2 separate regions of the Homo sapiens genome follow, and region 1 is linked to region 2. The links are chromatin loops, found by intact Hi-C in ENCODE. Cell type or tissue: gastrocnemius medialis. All regions are shown on one strand. Each heading gives the region's core, and the rest is flanking DNA. Links, peaks and the distances in the headings are about the cores only. Region 1 holds the start of WIZ (WIZ zinc finger). Region 2 overlaps TECR (trans-2,3-enoyl-CoA reductase).

Region 1 (8,900 bases), core at 1-5,000, 880 kb after region 2:
ATCCTTGCCAGATGATGAACGAGGCACCTGTTCTAACCTGAGCTGCAGAGAGCCCATCCCTGCCTTCTGCACCCTCTCCCAGGCCTATGTCCTGAAATCCAATCCCCTCCTGGGACCCCCTCCCCACCAACACAGATGGAGCCAACTCTCTATTATCCGCCTGTGGAGCCAATGCCTGGAGCGACCACAGGAATCCTGGCCTGCATCTCTGCCCGCCACACTTGCCTGACGTGGGTAAGCTTGCCAATCGGGGAGCAGGCCAATTGCCCGGGCCAAGGTTAACACACTGGGGGAACTTGTGCCCCGTCCAGAGCCCGACAGATGCAATTGTTGGATTAGCCTCAATTTGAGGATGGTCCAGAAAAAGGGATAGGGCTGGGGCGAATTCTTTTTCCAATCCCTCATCATCCAATTGGCCCGAGAAATTGAGAGCTGACTGCTGAGAGTCAAGGGATAAAAGTGGAGGTAGGGTGGGGAGAGGGTGTTGACCAGAAAGGTGTGGTCACTGGCTGAGGGTCCTTCTTCTGAACCCAAGAAAAGGGTTGTGACTGTTGTGTGACCTCTGGAAGGGGTGGTGGGGGTATGGAAATTTGCATCATCTACAGCGCAAGGTGTCTCAACATCAGCACCATTGGCATTTGGGGCCAGATCATTTTCTGGGGTGGGGTCCATCCTGTGCATTGCAGAATGGTGAGCAGCATCCTTGGCCTCCACACCTCCCCAGCCCTCGGTCATGACAACCAAAATTGTCACCAAACATTACCAAAGTGTCCCCTGGAGGGGGAGGCGAATCACCCCCATTTGAGAACCACCAGGATACACTGATGGGCAGCAGAGCTGTGCCTGGGTGCAAGGGCTGGTTTTAGGATGGGGGTGTTGGAGAGGGCGTTCAGAGTTGGGAAAGAAAGGCCTGGCCCAGCCAAGAAACAGGGGCTCTAGAGAACATGTGAGTCATAGATTTGACTTTTTTCAGGAGAGGGCAGCCGGTTCACATATAACCTGCCCTAGCATGACCTAGAGGTGTGGGTCTGAGGGTCCCGGGCATCCTGCTTTTGAGGTTCTAGGACCCCAAGCTCCCAAGATTCCGGGCGTCCCAGATTTGATGATTCTGCGATTGCTGTTGTCTAAGAATTCCAAGAGCCAGGGGACCGCGTGGCCTCTTTGTCTGAGCAATTCCAGCGAGGCTCCTATTTTTAGTGGCAGTGACTTTGGAGGAAGCAGGCCAAGCAGTGCCCTGTGTCCAAGACACCTTGGGGGTGGGGGCTTCACCCAGAGGCCTCCACAGTTGATGGGGATCCAGGAGTCCCTACGGGTCAGATGAGGCGCTAGGTCGCAGCCCTTAGGCAGTGGCCATGCCAAGGGGCCCTTGTTGGCTCCTGCCATCTGGGTTCCCCGAGAGAGTTTGCAAATGCTGATGGCAAGGGGTGTCCATAAGCAGCCTGAACTCCAAGCCTGGGGTTCAACTTGGTAGAGTGGCCAAGAACCTAGATTCTGGAGCCAGACAGATCCGAGTTCAATACCCCAGGGGTGCCCTGAAGGGCGTGCCTCTCCCACTCCGAGCCTTGGTTTCTTCCGCTGTGCAATGGGAACAGCCACCGACCCAGTCTCGCAGGGCCAGCAATGGGTGCCAGCAAGATTGTAGTAAATGCTCCATCCAGAGAAGTGGCGGTGGAGGGGAAGAAGGCTGGTGGGAGGCCTGGGGGATCAGGGCTGGTTCAGCGATGTCTCAAGGGGGAAGCTTGAGGCTAGACCCCAGAGCCTCAGGTCCGGTCACTCCATGCTCTGATTTTCTCCCCAGGCTGGGGCCTCAAGACAGCAGAAATGATATGTCATTTGTCCCTGGGTGCCCTGTCCCCAACACAATGCCAGGCATGTACCAGACTCTTCATCGATCCATACAGACCACCTCAGCCCCTGAGTCTTTTCTGAACCTGGGAGGCCCAACCAGAGAGGCAGGAGCTGCAGAGGGGGTGTGGGAGCTCTGGGTAAACAGCCGTAACGGGGGACAGAGGAGGCAGCGGGCACACCCCTGCCCAGGCAGGGAAGTTTGGAGGTGGCCACTCCAGTGTGCTCTTGGGGGGCTCTGAGGGCTGAGTGGGGATAAAGGAAGGCCCAGGCTTTGGGGTGGAATAGCAGCCCCAGAGCCTGTTCCTATTTATAGGCATCACAAGACTAGTAGGGCAGGTGCCCGTGTCCCGGAGGGGGAGATCAAGCGGGCAGAGAGGGCAGTGGGAGAGACGTGGTGTCCCAAACCCAGGCATTCTTCCAACATTCAGGCCATGACCTCACTCCAAGTCAAGCCATTCCTATCCCTGCCCCCAGCTGCTGAGGGAAACCTTCAAGGGTGGGCCTGGCCCCCCTCAGCAGCCACATTTCTCTCTTCCCCAAGCTATAAAACAGATGCACGTATGAGACCCTGGGTGATTCCCCAGTGGGAGTGAGGATGCACCTACCTGCCTGCTTTTCCCCTCTCCCCAGACCTGGGGCATCTGCGAGGTAGAGAAGAGATGTCCAATCCCTCGGAACCAGACCCAGAGAGGACCCTGGGATCCCTAGAGCCTGTACCCTCAGGCTCCCACAAAATCAAAGTCCCCGCCCAGCCCTGGCCGGCTGTGCGACCTGGCACAAGATTCTGCCTCTCTCTGAGCCTCAGTTATTAACTCAGTTATTAATGGCTTAGAGGAGGGGATTGCTAAAGTTTCCCTGAGTGCTGATACTCTGGAGTTGGGTGTACCCTCTGCCCTCAGGGGTCTCACCTTGCCACCCCACTGCCTGACACCTGCAGATGCCACCAGCTACCTCTAAGCCTTGGCATGTACACAGCCCCCTGCCTAGATGCTTGCTTCCCCCTTGGTCTGGCTCATTGTCCCTCATCCTACCTCTCACTTCCTGCAGGAACTCCTGGTTGCTCCCCACCAGGTGCTTTCCTCATCACAGCCCCAGCCGCTGTGTCATAACACCTGGTGACATAACACCGGGTCATAACACGGTATCATAACATCTGTCTCCCCAGCCTCAGATGGTGGGGTCTATGAGAGCGAGGATGGTGTGTGCTCAGTCACCGCTGTGCCCCAGGGCGTGGCCCCTAGAAGATGCTGTGTATTTATAAATATCCGAGCATCATGAGTTGTAAAGGTGGCCAGAGCAGGTCAAGGATCTGTGAGGATGCAGCAGGGTGGTTAAGAGTGAGGGCTGTCAAGCCATGTTACTCCCTGGCTAGGTGACGTTGGGCAACTTATGTCACCGCTCAGGGTCTCAGTTTCCCCATCTCTGACACGGGATAATAATAATGAAGGCTATTCCACAGGGTTCTTTGGAGAATGACAGAAGATGATCTTGCAAAAGCCTTGGCACGGAGGAAGCCCTTGATGAGGTGTTTGGAGATGGGGGTGGGGGGTGTGATACATCAGCCCACTGTTTTCCAGGCATACCAGCCTCCTACCAGGTCCTTGGACACGTCAGGCTCCTCCCCACCACAGGGCCTTTGCACTGGCTGTTCCCTCCACCCAGAATGCCCGTCCCACCATTCACTCCATGCTCCATTCAAATGCCACTCTATCAGGGAGGGTCTCCCAGGTCTCCCAGGCATGATCCTGGCACTCTGTTTAATGCCTTCACAGCATCTGTCACTACCTGTCCTTCTGATATTTGTTTAGTTGCTTGTTGTCCATTTCCCCTACTAGAGTGTCAGCCCCTTGAGGGCAGGAATTCTTGCCTCTTTGGTTTACAGCTGTCTTCCCAGTGCCTAGCACATACCCTGGCACACCGAAGGTGCTCAGTATTTAATGAATGAATAACACGTCTGGAGGTGGGGAGAGTGTGAGATACCTTTTTGCTGGGTAAACCAAGGGGTAGCCAGCATCGCTGACTACCCAGCCTCTCCCTAGCCACTACAGAAGCTGTTTTGGCCCGTGGTTCAGGAACAGGATACACCCAGACAGCCAGAGGGAGCTGGGATAGACTGATGGGAGTGGGGAATACCTGTGGAATAAGTGGGCTGGGGGCAGGGAGTCTGGGGTGCTGAGATGGGCCTCTGGACCCAATTAGTATGCTCAGAGGAGGAAGCCAGGCTGACCTGAGTTCAAGTCCCAGCTCCATACCACCCAGTGGGGAGCCTTGGTCTGGTCACTGGCTCCCAGGACACCTGTTTTCACAACTGTCAAATAAGAAACTAAACAGAGTACAAAGAAAAGGCTCTGGACCCAAGCGGAATCAGCATCCCAGCTCAGCCGCTGCTGCGCTGGGTGACTTGACTCTCTCTGAGCCTTGGGGAATGGGCTGGATGCTCCCTGGGGGCCACACGGCCCATTCTCTTACCAGAGATGCCACCTCTGCCATCCAGAATGTCTCGGGGGCCCTCCTTGGTGACAGGCAGGTAACGGGTGGACCGGAAGATGCCACCTTCCCCCTCAGCAGCTTCGGCCCCACCCTCGATGTTCTCCCTTGGCGCCGGGCCAGGCAGTCTCTCTGGGCCTTGGGGACGATCTGGTGCAGCCAGGCTGCCTGCCAGAGACCCCTCCATCGGATTTTCTCTGCTTGGATCCACTCAGCTGCTGCACCGGCTCAGCGGGGCATTGTGGGCCTGGGGATAGAGAGAAGGAAGTGCTTAGGGGATGGAGGAAAGGGAATCTGCCTCAGTTTCCCATCCCTCAAAACCTCAGTCCTCAACTTTGCAGCTCACTGCCTCAGTTTACCTCCCAGCCCAGGGGAGCTAATGGTGTTCAGACCTTTTCCACACACCTTCTATCCCAATGGCCCCTACCCTCAGCATGCCTCCGTCTCCCCATCAATAACTCCTCCCCTTTATACAGATCCTGCACTGCCTCAGTTTACCCATATTGACACATGCACACTCAGCCACCTGGTCTTCTTCCATCAATCTTACCATTTCTCCAGACGCCTCCCTTCATTCACACACAGCTGCACTTTCCCCAGTCCTGCCCTCACATCCATGCACACGCACATCCTACTGCCATGCCTTCGTTTCCTCGGCAAGAATCCCAGCCACTTGTACACTCTGATCCTATACACCGTCAGGAGTCTCCCATCATTACCCCTTTACTTTTCTCCATTGGGTTGTCCCATACCAATGATCCCTGCACTTTTCCCACACTCCAACCCTTCCCCCACACAGGACCTTAGGGTTCTCCAGCATTAACCCCTTCACCCCCCTCCACACACACAGCCTCAAGTGACCCCAGCATTAACCCTTTCGCTTCTCCCCAACATTATCCCTCATGCATACCCAGCTTGGGCTCCTCCATTCCCCCCACCCCCCAACCAAGATTGCTCTAGTCCTCGGGCGAAAGAAAACGATAGGGCTCCTGGTCCAGAAATGAGGACCCTGGGGAGCGGGGGTTGTCCTCTCTACCTATAAATACCTTCAAGGTAACGGCGGAAAGTGAAGGGCAGGAATGAGGCGCCCTCCCCAGGGAGATGGTGGGGAGGCCGGGCCCAGGCAACCGGGGCGGGGCCGGGGCGCCAGGCCTGGTTGCAGGCGCTGCCCTCGGGGGCCTGGGGATTCCCAGGGGGCTCCTCCGTGGGCTGGCAGTCTTGGTGGGGGTCCCTACCCAGGCCCGGAGGAAGCACCTGCGGTTGTCCACTGGGTGGGCACTGCCCGCGGGGAACGGGCGGGACCGCAACTTCGGAGCACTTTGGCAGCGTGGGGAGGGGGCTCCTACCCGGACGCCCCCCAGGGGTCGCAGAGGTGGGGGCTGCGCCGCGCGGGCCCACTCCTCGGGGGTCCAGGGTCCGGGGGATGAGCCCTCCGCCCGTGCACCCCGGGGCAGGAGACCCCGCGGGACGCGCCGAGGTAGGGGGGACACCTGCCCCAAGACCCCCGCCCCTCCCCCCACCTGCACGGCCCCGCCCCCGGCCAGGCCCCGCCCCTGAAGGCCCCGCCCCCGCCCCCGCCCCGGGGGGTCCCGCCTGGCCCGGCCCGGCCCGGGGCCTCCCCCGCCCCGCTACGGCTCCGCCCCACCCGCGGGCTCCCCAGGCCGGGCCGGGCCTCACCGGGGAGGCGGCGCCGCCGGCCAGGTGCCGGGGCTCGGAGCTCCCCTCCTTGGTGCGGCCGTCGCTGCCGCTACCGCCGCTGCCGCTCCCGGTGCCGGTGCCGCGGCCTCCGCAGCCGCCGCCGCCTCCACCGCTCGGGGGACATTGTCCCTTTAAATCGCTCCCCCCGCCGCCCCGCCCCCCCGGCGCGCCGCCGTGACCTCAGCGCGACAGCCCCGCCGCGCCGCCATGATGGGGAGGTCCGGGGCGCCCCCCCCACCCCACCCCCCCCCCCCTCGCCGCCCCGGGGGGGGCGGCCAGCGGGCGCGCCGCCATGTTGGGAGTGGCCAAGCGGGTCACCCTTAAAGGGCCCGCACGGCCTGAGTCCAGGGAGAGGCCCCGTTACCATGACAACACCCTTGTCGTCCCACACCCCAATGGCTCCTTATCGTCCCACTGGTACTTCCAATGGTAGGCTCGCTAAAAGCACTAAAAGAGTGGGGAGGGTGCAGAGAAGTTCCCCCATGGGTCATTGATGGGTCATTGATAGGTCATTGAAGACTCCACCCAGCCAATTTTTAGCCTTTTGTCCCCTGCCCCCCATCAGCTACCTTCCAACCACAAGCTCACTCCCTCCTTCCCAATCATCCACACTGGACTTCAGCACCTCCATGTCCCTAGAGTTGCCCTAGGTCTTCAGTCCTAAGTCACCTTCTCCACCCAGTTCCCAGGATCACAGCTTCCAGGACTACCCCATCAGACACACATCATGGCCTGTTGTCTTGTCTTATCCACCATGTATCCAGATATCTAACCACCTAGCTATCTCATCCACTTCCTCAATCTATCAATCACTCATCTACCTATCCAATGAACTAATCACCTATCCACCCACCCCTCCAACCACCTATTAATTCACCCAAACACCCACTCAACCCACCCATTCACTTCCCATCTACCCACCCATTCATCCAGCACCCAAGTAAATACTCATTTATCCATACAACCAAGCAAGTACCCAACCATCCCCACACACATCTTTCCGCCCAGCCCCCCAAACATCCATCCACCAGTTTGTCTGTTGATTTGGTCCCTCCACTAACATGTAAGTTCCATGAGGCCAGGAGTCCTGTCTAGTTCATTATTGTTTCTCCACTGCCCAGTTCTCAGGCGTCTCAGGAGACCTCAACATATGTACATATGATATATATAATCACAACATTGAAAAAAATTTTTTCTTACTATGAACCAGGCCTTTTCTAGGCAGACATACCCAACCTGGTTAACCAACTACCCAGCTACTCACCTACCAGGTCAAACATCCAGCAAATGCTAACCTATCCGTCTGCCGTTTGCTCCACCCACTCTACCCCTCACCCATCCACTCACCCATGATTTGAATGACTCATTTACCCAATCATTCATACACAGTATCCAACCATCTCCACACCTGACCCCCTTCCTTTATCCGCCTCCCAGACCCATGGCCTCCGTGACATGAGGAGGGCCTAGGAAGATGCTCTCACTGTGGGATTGGGAGGTTGCCAGGGGTGGAATCCATGCTTCATTGAGAAGCAGGTGCTGCCTATAACAATGGTGAATACCTTTTATCGAATGCCTTTAACTATGGGTCCTCTCACTGTGTAGGGAACTTTACGTCCATTTCACAGATAAGAAAACGGGCTCTTAAGAGAATGAAGGTCTAAGGTCACACAGCTGGTGAGAACTTGTGTACATGGCCCTCTCCATGAGACTTCTAATTAGGGGAGAATTTGGGAGAGATGAATAGGGCTTGCGGGGCAAATGCCTAAGAATTGGCAATTCTTAGTGGGCAAAGAAACCACCAATTTCACTGAAATCAAGATTTTACTGGGCAACTTCATACTGCCAGAGTGGTTGGGACCAGCAGCTCCACTCCCCACTGTAGGCCAAGTAGGGCTAAGGCAAAGTCAGACACCCCCCCTAAGATGGCTATCTCTCTGCTCCCAGACCACGTGTGATGAGGCAGGATGGGCAGCTCAGGTGGTGTCTCCATTGAGGCAGGGTGCTTTGAGGGGCTGGGGTTGACTCCAAGACCCCCGCGTCCTTGGAGAAAGCTGCAGGCTCTGGACAGCATCCCTCAGCTGAGCCTGAGTTCTCTCCATCTCATTTAGGCGGTGCTCCTGGGGAGGCAGTGGTGATGGGGTTCAGAAACCAGGAGAGGGCTGCACCGCAACCCTTGCTCCTCCACCGCCCAGACCTGCCCCAGGGCTCAGATGGCAATCTCACCAGGTTTTTCAGACTGTGCCCTTCATTGCTTGTTAGGTTGTGCTCTGAATCAAACTCTGAGCTCCTGTGGGGGTCGGGGGATTGGGGCGAAGGGCAGAGGCTAAGGAAGTCCCTTCCAGCTCCTGGTGGGAGTGCCAGGGACTCCGGGGGCGGAGCTTGGAGTGGAGGCGGAGCTTGTCCAGACTGAGGGGCGGGGCCTAAATATGCTTGAAGAAGGGTCGGACCAGAGACGGGAATGGTTGGAATGACAGGACCTATCAATCATCCCTTGGAGGTGGGGTTTGGCCAGTCCTGGGTGGGGTCGTGACTGAGCTGGAGGGAGTGCCCAGGCTGAGATATCTCAGTGCCCGGCCCAGCCAGGTTGGGAGGGGCTGATGGAGGGGTGGGGCCTGGATGAGAGAATCTGCCAGGGTCCTAGGCCGACCTTCGTTGGGTGGGTCCACCTGGGGGCGGGGCTTGCCAAGAGGCAGGGCCTGGACAGACTTATTGGGGCGGGGCCAGGGTGGGGCTTGGCCGTGCTAGGCGTGGTTTGGGGGGGGGGGGGAGGGCCTGGTCAGATCTAATTGGATCGGGCCCACCTGGGGGCGGAGCTAATGGAGAGGGCTGGGCTCACCCAGCACGGAGCCTGGAGTCCAGATCCT
Region 2 (8,868 bases), core at 3,869-8,868:
CTATATTTATCCTTAATAAGATTTATCCTAAACTGGGGATGATTACGGTAACCCTGTCAGATGGCAGCTGGGGACAGCCCACTTTGCCATGAGTAGATGGAAGTTCAGAGAGGTTGGGTAACTTGCCCAGGGCCACACAGCCAGGAAATGGGCAGGTCTGCTTCTCTGGGTTGTTCACCCACCAGGCGGGCGGGTTCCCAGGAGCTGTGACAAGTGCTTAGACAACGAGAGCCCCCCTTTTCACTCCTCCTGCCCCCATTAGTAATATCTTCATGACCACAAAGACAGTGAAGACGGGCTCTGTTGCTTGCGGCACTCCCCTCTGGGCTTGGGAGGCACAAACCTCGCCCCTGCTCCCTCTTGCAGGGTGCGCTTCACGCCGCACCGTGTGTCCTGGCTCTTGGCTCTGCCCTGACCTCGTGCTGCGACGAGTTGCTGTTGGCTGGGCCCCGGGAATCTTGGGCCTCCTGGTGAGAATTCCTCTCAGGCTAGTGGAACTGTCATCACAGAGCCACAGGCCGGCAGAGCCACCAGCCTGTGCCCCAGGCCAGAGTGCCTGCCTGTCTGCCCGTTCCTGCCCTCTCCCTGCCCGTCGTGCCTGAGGCTATGTGGTCTCACCCCTTGCCCGTGGCCAGTGCTGGGACCTCGCTGACACCAGTAGCCCCCCTCCCACAGGTATCCCTTCATCCACCCAGAGCATCTCAGCCCCTCCCAGCCCCTCCGAGTGGCTCCGTGGGCTTCCTCAGAAGGTCCTGTCTGTCCTCCCTGCCTCACCGCTTCTCCTGGAGATGGGGCCAGAGCCTGCCACCTCCCCGTCTGTGCTCAGGATCCCCTGCCTGGGGCTCTGTTCAGCAGCTGCCTGTACCCTCTGCAGCCCTGGGCTTCCCCTGGGAGCCCCTGCCCCCTGTTGGCCTCAGGCCTGGGCAGGCGTGTGTGTGTGTGGCAGGCACAGAGCAGAGATTGGGGTGGCAGTGGGGTGTGGGGCGCGGAGCCCTCGATGAGGTCTCACATTAGGCCCTCCCTCTGAGGGGTGGGGAACCTCTCCTGCTCCTCCCACCCGACTGTTTTTATTTTGATGGGTATGTGGGGCCTGTTTGTTACCCCTCACCCCTTTAAACAATAATTTATTGAGGTGAAATTCATGTAACATGAAACTAACCATTTAAAAGTGAACAGTGGCATTGAGTGCACGTGCATCATTGTGCAGCCTCCACCTCTGTCTCGTCCCAGAACATTTTCCTCACTCTGAAAGGAGACCGGGTACCCAGCAGCAGCCACTCCCCATTCCCCCCGCCCAGCCCCTGGCCCCTCCAATTTGCTTTTCTGTCTGTCTGCTCTGGGTATTTTGCATAGATATGGGACCTTTGTGTCTGGCTTGTTTCCTAGCGTAACTTATTTCTTTTACCCCACCTGGAATATCTTATTTAACTTTCTTACTTAGAAATAATTATAGGCCGGGCCAGGTGGCTCACGCCTATAATCCTAGCACTTTGGGAGGCCGAGGTGGTGGATTGCCTGAGCTCAGGAGTTCGAGACCAGCCTGGGCAACATGGTGAAACCCCATCTCTCCTAAAATACAAAAAATTAGCTGGATGTGGTGGTGTGTGCCTGTAATCCCAGCTACTCTGGAGGCTGAGGCAGGAGAATCGTTTGAACCTGGGGGGCGGAGGTTGCAGTGAGTCAAGATCGCACTGCTGCACTCCAACCTGGGCGACAGAGTGAGACTCTGTCTCAAAAAAAAAAAAAAATTATAGAGACACAGGGAATTGCAAGAATAGTATGGAGAGGTCTCCTGCTCCCCCCAGAGCCTTTCAGTCCTCTCTCTAGGAGGAGATGGCCGACGAGCTGGGGATTTGGGGCAGGAAATGGGAGACGGACGGCCGTCCCACTGAGGACTCATCCTGCCCAGGTGGCCCTAGCCTTGGGCATTTCTTGTCTGTAGGGGCCCCTAGGTGCTGCCTTGCAGCCCGGGCTTACCTCCTTGCAGGTTTGGGCGTCTCCTCTCCTTGGGCCTCAGGCTGGCCTGGGCACCACTGCTGCAGCTGTGAGCGTGGCCCCTCTCTCGCTACCCCCTCCTGCCGCAGCCCGGCGTCCTCTCCCAGCAGCTAGCCGGGACCCCGATGGCCGTACTCTCCCTCTTGGGCCCTGGTTTGGTGCCCAGGTTGGGGGGAGCAGGGTACGATTTCACCCCTCCCACTAGCAGCTGGCTGGACAGGGAGAGGGGCTGGTTGTATTTTAAGCTGTTGAGTGGTTCAGCAGGAACTCGGAGGCCTTCTCTCCCTGTGGACGCTAGGCTGCCTTCCTACAGGCCACACGGGCTTGGAAGCATGTGGGCACTGCCTGCCTGGGGCCCAGGAACTATTAATATACCTGCAGCCACAGGGCAGGCCCCGTGCCCGCCCAGGGCCCTGCTGTGCTAACCCTTTCCCGTGGATCCCGCCCCGTGTCCTCTGTCCCTATCCTACATATCCCCTTGGTGGGGCCCAACGTCCTGCGTGGTGTGACCGAGCTCTTTTTTTCTGGCCCCTCCATGTGCCAGCTCTTTGGCCTTGTTATCGCTGTGGCTTGGAGGAGTTCAGTAACCTTCCCCTAGAGGCCACAAGGCCAGGCAGTGCCTGGAGTTGACAGCAGGGACTCAGGAGGCCCCGTGGGCCAGGATTTCCTGGCTGCTGGGCCCATTCCCACCCTCCTGTCCAGGAAGTGGGGGCGAGTGTGTCATGGCTGGGGAAATAGGCCCCCATGCTGTGGTGACTGCCAGGCCAGCAGGGGAGTGGGGATCTGAACCAAACCCACGGGCAACAATGCCTCCTATCCCATGGGGTGCCTCCCATCTGTCAGGGGTCACCTAGTGTACCCCATGCATTGTCTCAGGGGACCGTCACAGTCCTGGGAGGTAGTCTGCTTCCTACCTGCCCCCTTCTGAGGCCTAGAGAGAGGTGACATGCCTGGGGTCCCCCAGGGACTACAAGGCAGGGCTGGTTACGGTTCCCGAGTGCAGGCCACCAAGCCCCCTTGTCTCCCGCTGTCGTTGGGAATGTGCAGGAGGGGTACCCAGCTTCTCTGGCTTGACCGTGGTGCCCTCATCTTCAGGATGGGCCCTAGCTGCCGTGGCCCGGTCTCCCTGGGCTCTGGGTGGGTGGGCCTGCCCTGGGATGGCCCCAGCCCAGAGGTTTGTTTCTGAGCATTGTGTCCTGCTCCTTTTCCTCAGGCAGCCTCTGGGGGCCCCCGCTGGGTTTCTGTGGGTAGGAAGGGTCCCCCAAGAATTGCTGGCTGGTGGCTGACTTGGGATCAGGCCTGCCTGCTTGCCACGACCCCTGTATAATAGGATTGCACTGACCCCTGCATAGGGTGGGTCAGATCCCCGGGGGCTGCCTCCCTCCAGCCCTGCCCCTCTGCACCCCCATCGTTCATCACTGGCCTGGGGGCTCAGGGAGGGCTGGGCCAGACTCCTACCTCAGGGGCTGGCACAGGCCTGGCTCTTGGACGCAGGAAGCGCCGGGCTTTAGTGGGGCGCAGGTCCTGGGTGAGGGTGCAGTGTTTGGGCTGACTCAGTGGAAAGCCTGCCCCACAGGTGGCTATAAGGTGAGAAGTGGGTGGGGAGGAAGGTTGGGGAGACCTCATCAGCCCAAGCTGGAGGCGGTTGCCTAAAACTTCCACACACCCCGATCCTTTCCACACTTCGAGAGAGGCTCTCTGCACCCATAACTCCAGAATCTGTCACCTCCCTGGTAACACAAATGCACAAGGAAAATAATCCAAAGTGTCTCTTACAGCTCAGAAGGGGAAATGGATGATCTGTCTCGCGGATTCTCAAAATAGCTGGGATTTCTCCAAGCCCAGTGAACTCCCTAGGCCTGAGCTGCGGGCTGGGGCCTGCACGGCCCGCTGGCCTCTCACTCTCCTCTAGCCACTGGCTCTGTGCAGGGCGGGGGCTGGGAGGTGTTGTCATGCCTGCCCCTGGGGCTTTCCCTGTGCTGGTGCCGTTGAGGGTTTTGAGGTGACCACTCAAAAGCTGCTTTCAGGGCAGCCTGGCTCCCCGGGGAGACTCCCAAGCCCCCCTCAGAGAAGGTCTGTGGCATGGCTCCTGGGGGGCGCAGTCTGGGGTGGTTTTATATTTAGCTGGGCTGTGGCTGTGGTTGCCACTCGGGTTACATCTGGCACAGAAGTCGGCAGTGCCAGGGCCGGCACGGGCTCCTTTCCAGCACCGCGGCAGAATTTGATCGCGCTTGCCCGGCCCAGGGCTGCTTCCCGTGGGGAGGTCGGTGGTGGGGGCTGACGGCCGGCAGCTGGGGCTGCTGGCCACCGTGGGCAGAGCCGAGTGGCAGGGCTGGTGGCAGGCGGCATGGACTTGAACTTGAGCTTGTTGGCCCGGGAGGCCACCCCAGGCCTCCTCCCTGGCCTCAATGGGCTCCCCAGGCCCACACCCCCAAAGGTGGCCAAGAAACCTAAAAAGGCTGTTCTCTTCTTCGAGGTGGAGATTCTGGACGCAAAGACAAGGGAGAAGCTGTGTTTCTTGGACAAGGTAGGACTGGGGCGTGGGCTGCACTGGGCCAAGGGCACTGGGCCCGGGACCCCAATCCTTATAGCCCAGGAGCTGTCCAGTGGGGCCCTTTGTGCCCCACCCCCTGCCCTATGGAGGGGTATGCCCTCACTTGGGGTAGGGTGGATAGCCATGTCCCCTGGGTGTGGCGGGGAAATGGAGGCACAGGAGTCTCAGTGGACCCTGCGGGGATTTTGGTCCTGGGAGGGCGGTGGAGGAGTGAGCCTTGCCCCTGCTGAGGCCGGGCCTGGGGGAAGGGGCTTGCGCTGTCCCTGGGGAGGACAGAGGGCCTTTGCTCCTGGGAGAGTCATGGGTGAGAAGTGGAGAGGAGGGGCAGAGAAGCAGGCTTGCCTTCCCATGCTTAATCCGCCACTAGCCGGGCTGGGGGCCTGCTGGCTGAGGGTAAAAGTGGAGCCCCAGACCCCTGCTGTCACTGCACTGGCAGGGCCCTCGGTGGTCCTTCCCTGACTGCAGGCAGAGGCCTGGACCCCAGCCCTTCCCCCTTCCCATAGCTACAGCCCAACCCCCAGCCTGCCATCCCCTTTAGTACCTCCCCATCCTGAGTCTGGGCTCCCCGCAGAGCTGACGTCCCTGCGCCTGTGCTTCCCCCAGGTGGAGCCCCACGCCACCATTGCGGAGATCAAGAACCTCTTCACTAAGACCCGTGAGTTCTAGTCCCGGCCACACTGCCCCTGCAACCCCTTTGACCAGGGACCTTAGGGTGGGAGGGATCCCATCCTGCACCCCTCTCCCAGGGGCCTGCAGAGATGCCCCAGTGTGGCCCAGGCTTCTGGGGCGTGACTGGGGCAGGCGCCTCCACGTGGCACTCCGCAGGAACGCCCTTGCTAGGCTCTGGGAAGGACAAGATCCTGCTTCTGCCCGCGCTCTTCTGGCTTGTGTCCTGAAACCGCACAAGCCTGAGGGTTTGCCCCCAGGTGGGAGGAGCTGTGGAGTCCTGGGGTCCTTGCACCCTGGGAACCCTGAGAAGCTGGCACAGTGGCTGGGCAGCGGACCGGCTGAGCCCTGCCAGGCTGTGGGCTGTAACTGCCCTGTTCTCCCCGCAGATCCGCAGTGGTACCCCGCCCGCCAGTCCCTCCGCCTGGACCCCAGTGAGTACAGCTGTCCACTCGGCCCGCCCCCTGGGCTCCTGGGTGGCAGTGGGAGAAGGCCCGGGTAGCCCCTGAGCCCTGGCCCGCCTCTCTGCAGAGGGCAAGTCCCTGAAGGATGAGGATGTTCTGCAGAAGCTGCCCGTGGGCACCACGGCCACACTGTACTTCCGGGACCTGGGGGCCCAGATCAGCTGGGTGACGGTGAGTCCTGACCCTACCCACGGCCTCTTTTCCCGTCAGCCACGTTGGGTGACTCATCTTGCCCCCCTCTACTCTCAGGTCTTCCTAACAGAGTACGCGGGGCCCCTTTTCATCTACCTGCTCTTCTACTTCCGAGTGCCCTTCATCTATGGCCACAAATATGACTTTACGTCCAGTCGGCATACAGTGGTGCAGTAAGTGGGGCAGGTGGGAGGAGGGTAGGGGAAGGCAGAAGACCTGCCGGACCAGCCCCAGCTGAGCCTGCTCCCCCCGACCAGCCTCGCCTGCATCTGTCACTCATTCCACTACATCAAGCGCCTGCTGGAGACGCTCTTCGTGCACCGCTTCTCCCATGGCACTATGCCTTTGCGCAACATCTTCAAGGTGAGAGCCCGTCCCCGCCTCACCCCTAAGCCCCGCCTTTCTGCCCCACCCCGCCCCGCCCCCACCGAGCCCCACCCCAAGGCCCTTCCTGTCTGCCACTACGCCCCAGCAGAGCCCTACCCCTAGGCCCCGCCTAACCTCCCCAGCCCCGCCCTCGCAGAGCCTCTAGACCCCGCCCGTCCTCCCCAGCCCCGCCCCCGTCGGGCCCCTAGGCCTGCCTATCCACCCTAGTCCCACCCCTAGGCACCGCCTATCCCCCCAGCCCCGCCCCTGCAGAGCCCCGCCCCAGTTTCACCCCTAGGCCCCTCCTGTCCACCACGCCCTCACAGAGCCCTGCCCTAGCCTCACCCCTTGGCCCCGCCTATCCTCCCCAGCCCCGCCCCAAGGCCCCTCCTGTCCTTTCCCACCATGCTCCCAGGCCCCTCGGGATGAGACATGGGCAGCATCTGCCTTGTCCGGTGCTGGCCCAAGTCCCATCCCTGCCCTGCTCCCTTTCAGAACTGCACCTACTACTGGGGCTTCGCCGCGTGGATGGCCTATTACATCAATCACCCTCTCTACACTCCCCCTAGTAAGTGGCCTCAGACCATCCTTCCCTCCCCCACGGTCCCCACCCAGCGGGTCCTCCCCTCATGGGCTCCCCTCCCTGCTTCCTCTTCAGCCTACGGAGCTCAGCAGGTGAAACTGGCGCTCGCCATCTTTGTGGTAAGGAGGCTGGGTGTGGGGACGGGGTCGGGGGAGTCTGGGCGGCCCTAGGCTGATCCTGCTTCTCTGACAGATCTGCCAGCTCGGCAACTTCTCCATCCACATGGCCCTGCGGGACCTGCGGCCCGCTGGTGAGTGCCTGCTGGGGGCAGGGGGACAGCTGGGCTGGGTGAGGGGGTCTGACTTTCTCCTTCTGTCCTGCCTGCCAGGGTCCAAGACGCGGAAGATCCCATACCCCACCAAGAACCCCTTCACGTGGCTCTTCCTGCTGGTGTCCTGCCCCAACTACACCTACGAGGTGAGGGGCTGCCTTACCCCTCTCTGCCCTGGGACTTGGGGTCCCATGTGGAGGGACCAGCCCCTAGGATGGGGCGCCTGGCTGGGCAGCTGCTTTTGCCGCCTGCACTGCGAGCATTGGGAGGTGGAGACCGCGGCCTCTCTGCTGTGGTGGCGGGGAGGCGTGTGCCGCTGGGCTTCCGCCGTATACAGCCCCGCCTCCGCTGGAATTGGGTTCCCATCCCTGACTCAGAAAGCAGGGGCGGCGGGAGGTGGCTGGCTGAGTCCAGGACAGCCACATACACGGGTTGCGAGGCTGCCCACGCTCACTCTCCGCCCCTGCCCACAGGTGGGGTCCTGGATCGGTTTCGCCATCATGACGCAGTGTCTCCCAGGTGAGCCTGCCGCCCTCCCTCGGCGGGGCCCTGCCCCTCCGGGCCGGCAGCCCCTCCCTGACGCCCGTTCTTTCCTGCAGTGGCCCTGTTCTCCCTGGTGGGCTTCACCCAGATGACCATCTGGGCCAAGGGCAAGCACCGCAGCTACCTGAAGGAGTTCCGGGACTACCCGCCCCTGCGCATGCCCATCATCCCCTTCCTGCTCTGAGCGCTCACCCCTGCTGAGGCTCAGCCCCTCAACCCGGTGGCATTCTGGGGGAGGAGTGGGGCCCACAGCTCTCCAGCACCCGGAATAAAGCCCGCCTGCCCCAGTCGGACTCGGGCTCTGTGTGTTTCTTTCCGGGGTTGGGGACCACCACACTGCCCTTCACTCTCTCCCCACTCTCGCGTCGGAGCAGTAAGAGGGGACTCTGGTTGAGGGGCCTGAAGGCTTTTATTTGACTGGTCCATAGGGTGGGGGGTGCACCCCCTACAGGGCCACCTTGGGGTCCACTTCCCCGGGTCCCTGGCCTTTGGCCAACTCTGCCGCCTTCTTCTCCCGCCGCTTCTTCCGCTGGAGCAGCCTCCGCTCCCGCTCAAACTCCTTCATGCGCATCACATAGCTGGGGGAAAAGCACGAGAGGGGCTGTCAGGGTCCCTGGCCAGGACACGCCCCCCAAGCCCTGGGAAGCGGAGGGGCCGTCCCAGAGCACTGTGGGGGAGGCCTCTGAAGAAGACATGTCCGAGTGCCTGTGGCTTGGGTCTGGGGTCTGCCCACGCAGGTGGCAGGGCTTCCCACTGGAACCTGGGCTTGGCCACTCCCCTAGGTGGCTTCAGCCACCTGCCCTGTCCCCATCAAACAGGCCCCTAGAGAGCCCTCTCTGGGACTAAGGTGGGGCCCGGCTAGAAACCTCAGTGGCAGTTCAGGTCCCTGGCCTCTGGAGCCACATCCTGCCAGGGGCCAGGCCTGGGTGGGGTGCAGGCTGTGGGTGTTGGCGGGGGTGGGAGGGGGGCTTGGGCGGGCTGGGCATGTGGGGGGCTTGGGTGGGCCAGGGGTGTGGAAGGCTGGGGGTATGGGGTGTTGCGGGCCGGGGTGTTGGGGGCTGGTGTGGGGGTGCTCACTCGCGGTGCTCGCAGTAGTCCCAGTCGTGCCGCTCCTGCTTGCAGGCCAGGAAGTTGGGGAAGCTGTCACGCTTGCACTTGAGCAGCCGGATGAGGTGGTGGGCGCAGTAGTCCCGCAGCTGGAGCCTCAGCTGCGCGTCCATCATCTCCTGCTGTG

Evidence for each region. A loop is a pair of places that touch in the nucleus more often than their neighbours do. Peaks named below come from ENCODE experiments on the same cell type or tissue, not always from the same donor. Only the 100,000 strongest peaks of a DNase experiment are listed, where the experiment ranks them.
Region 1: a loop joins it to region 2, with 3 times the contacts of the local background. A loop is called at or near these places in 2 of 110 quality-filtered maps.

What each region holds. Positions count from the first base shown.
Region 1 is chr19:15,443,786-15,452,685 of GRCh38, forward strand. It overlaps WIZ (WIZ zinc finger), which reads right to left and starts at 6,171. Exons shown (of 13, transcript NM_001371589.1): 1 at 6,013-6,171; 2 at 4,318-4,582. The coding sequence starts at 4,522. RASAL3 (RAS protein activator like 3) reads right to left here. Exons shown (of 18, transcript NM_022904.3): 16 at 8,873-8,900; 17 at 8,260-8,323; 18 at 7,839-8,153. The coding sequence ends at 8,010. It overlaps MIR1470 (microRNA 1470), which reads left to right and starts at 5,763; the gene lies at 5,763-5,823. RefSeq lists silencers at 5,436-5,545, 5,896-6,015, 6,066-6,195 and an enhancer at 8,601-8,670. In gastrocnemius medialis, for the core only: no CTCF peak of the experiment used is centred there; DNase peaks (open chromatin) are centred at 261, 950, 1,216 and 2,226; H3K27ac peaks cover 5,000 bases.
Region 2 is chr19:14,558,054-14,566,921 of GRCh38, forward strand. It overlaps TECR (trans-2,3-enoyl-CoA reductase), which reads left to right. Exons shown (of 13, transcript NM_138501.6): 2 at 4,472-4,522; 3 at 5,153-5,204; 4 at 5,605-5,649; 5 at 5,747-5,850; 6 at 5,929-6,044; 7 at 6,129-6,234; 8 at 6,733-6,805; 9 at 6,896-6,939; 10 at 7,013-7,070; 11 at 7,149-7,237; 12 at 7,565-7,610; 13 at 7,691-7,927. The coding sequence ends at 7,818. It overlaps NDUFB7 (NADH:ubiquinone oxidoreductase subunit B7), which reads right to left. Exons shown (of 3, transcript NM_004146.6): 2 at 8,712-8,868; 3 at 8,025-8,212. The coding sequence ends at 8,080. It also overlaps a transcript of DNAJB1 not described here. Among named protein-coding and RNA genes, the nearest start is that of NDUFB7, 9.6 kb to the right of the region's middle. RefSeq lists enhancers at 4,790-5,597, 7,214-8,020 and a silencer at 6,487-6,636. In gastrocnemius medialis, for the core only: no CTCF peak of the experiment used is centred there; DNase peaks (open chromatin) are centred at 4,148, 5,368 and 6,388; H3K4me3 peaks cover 1,531 bases; H3K27ac peaks cover 3,793 bases.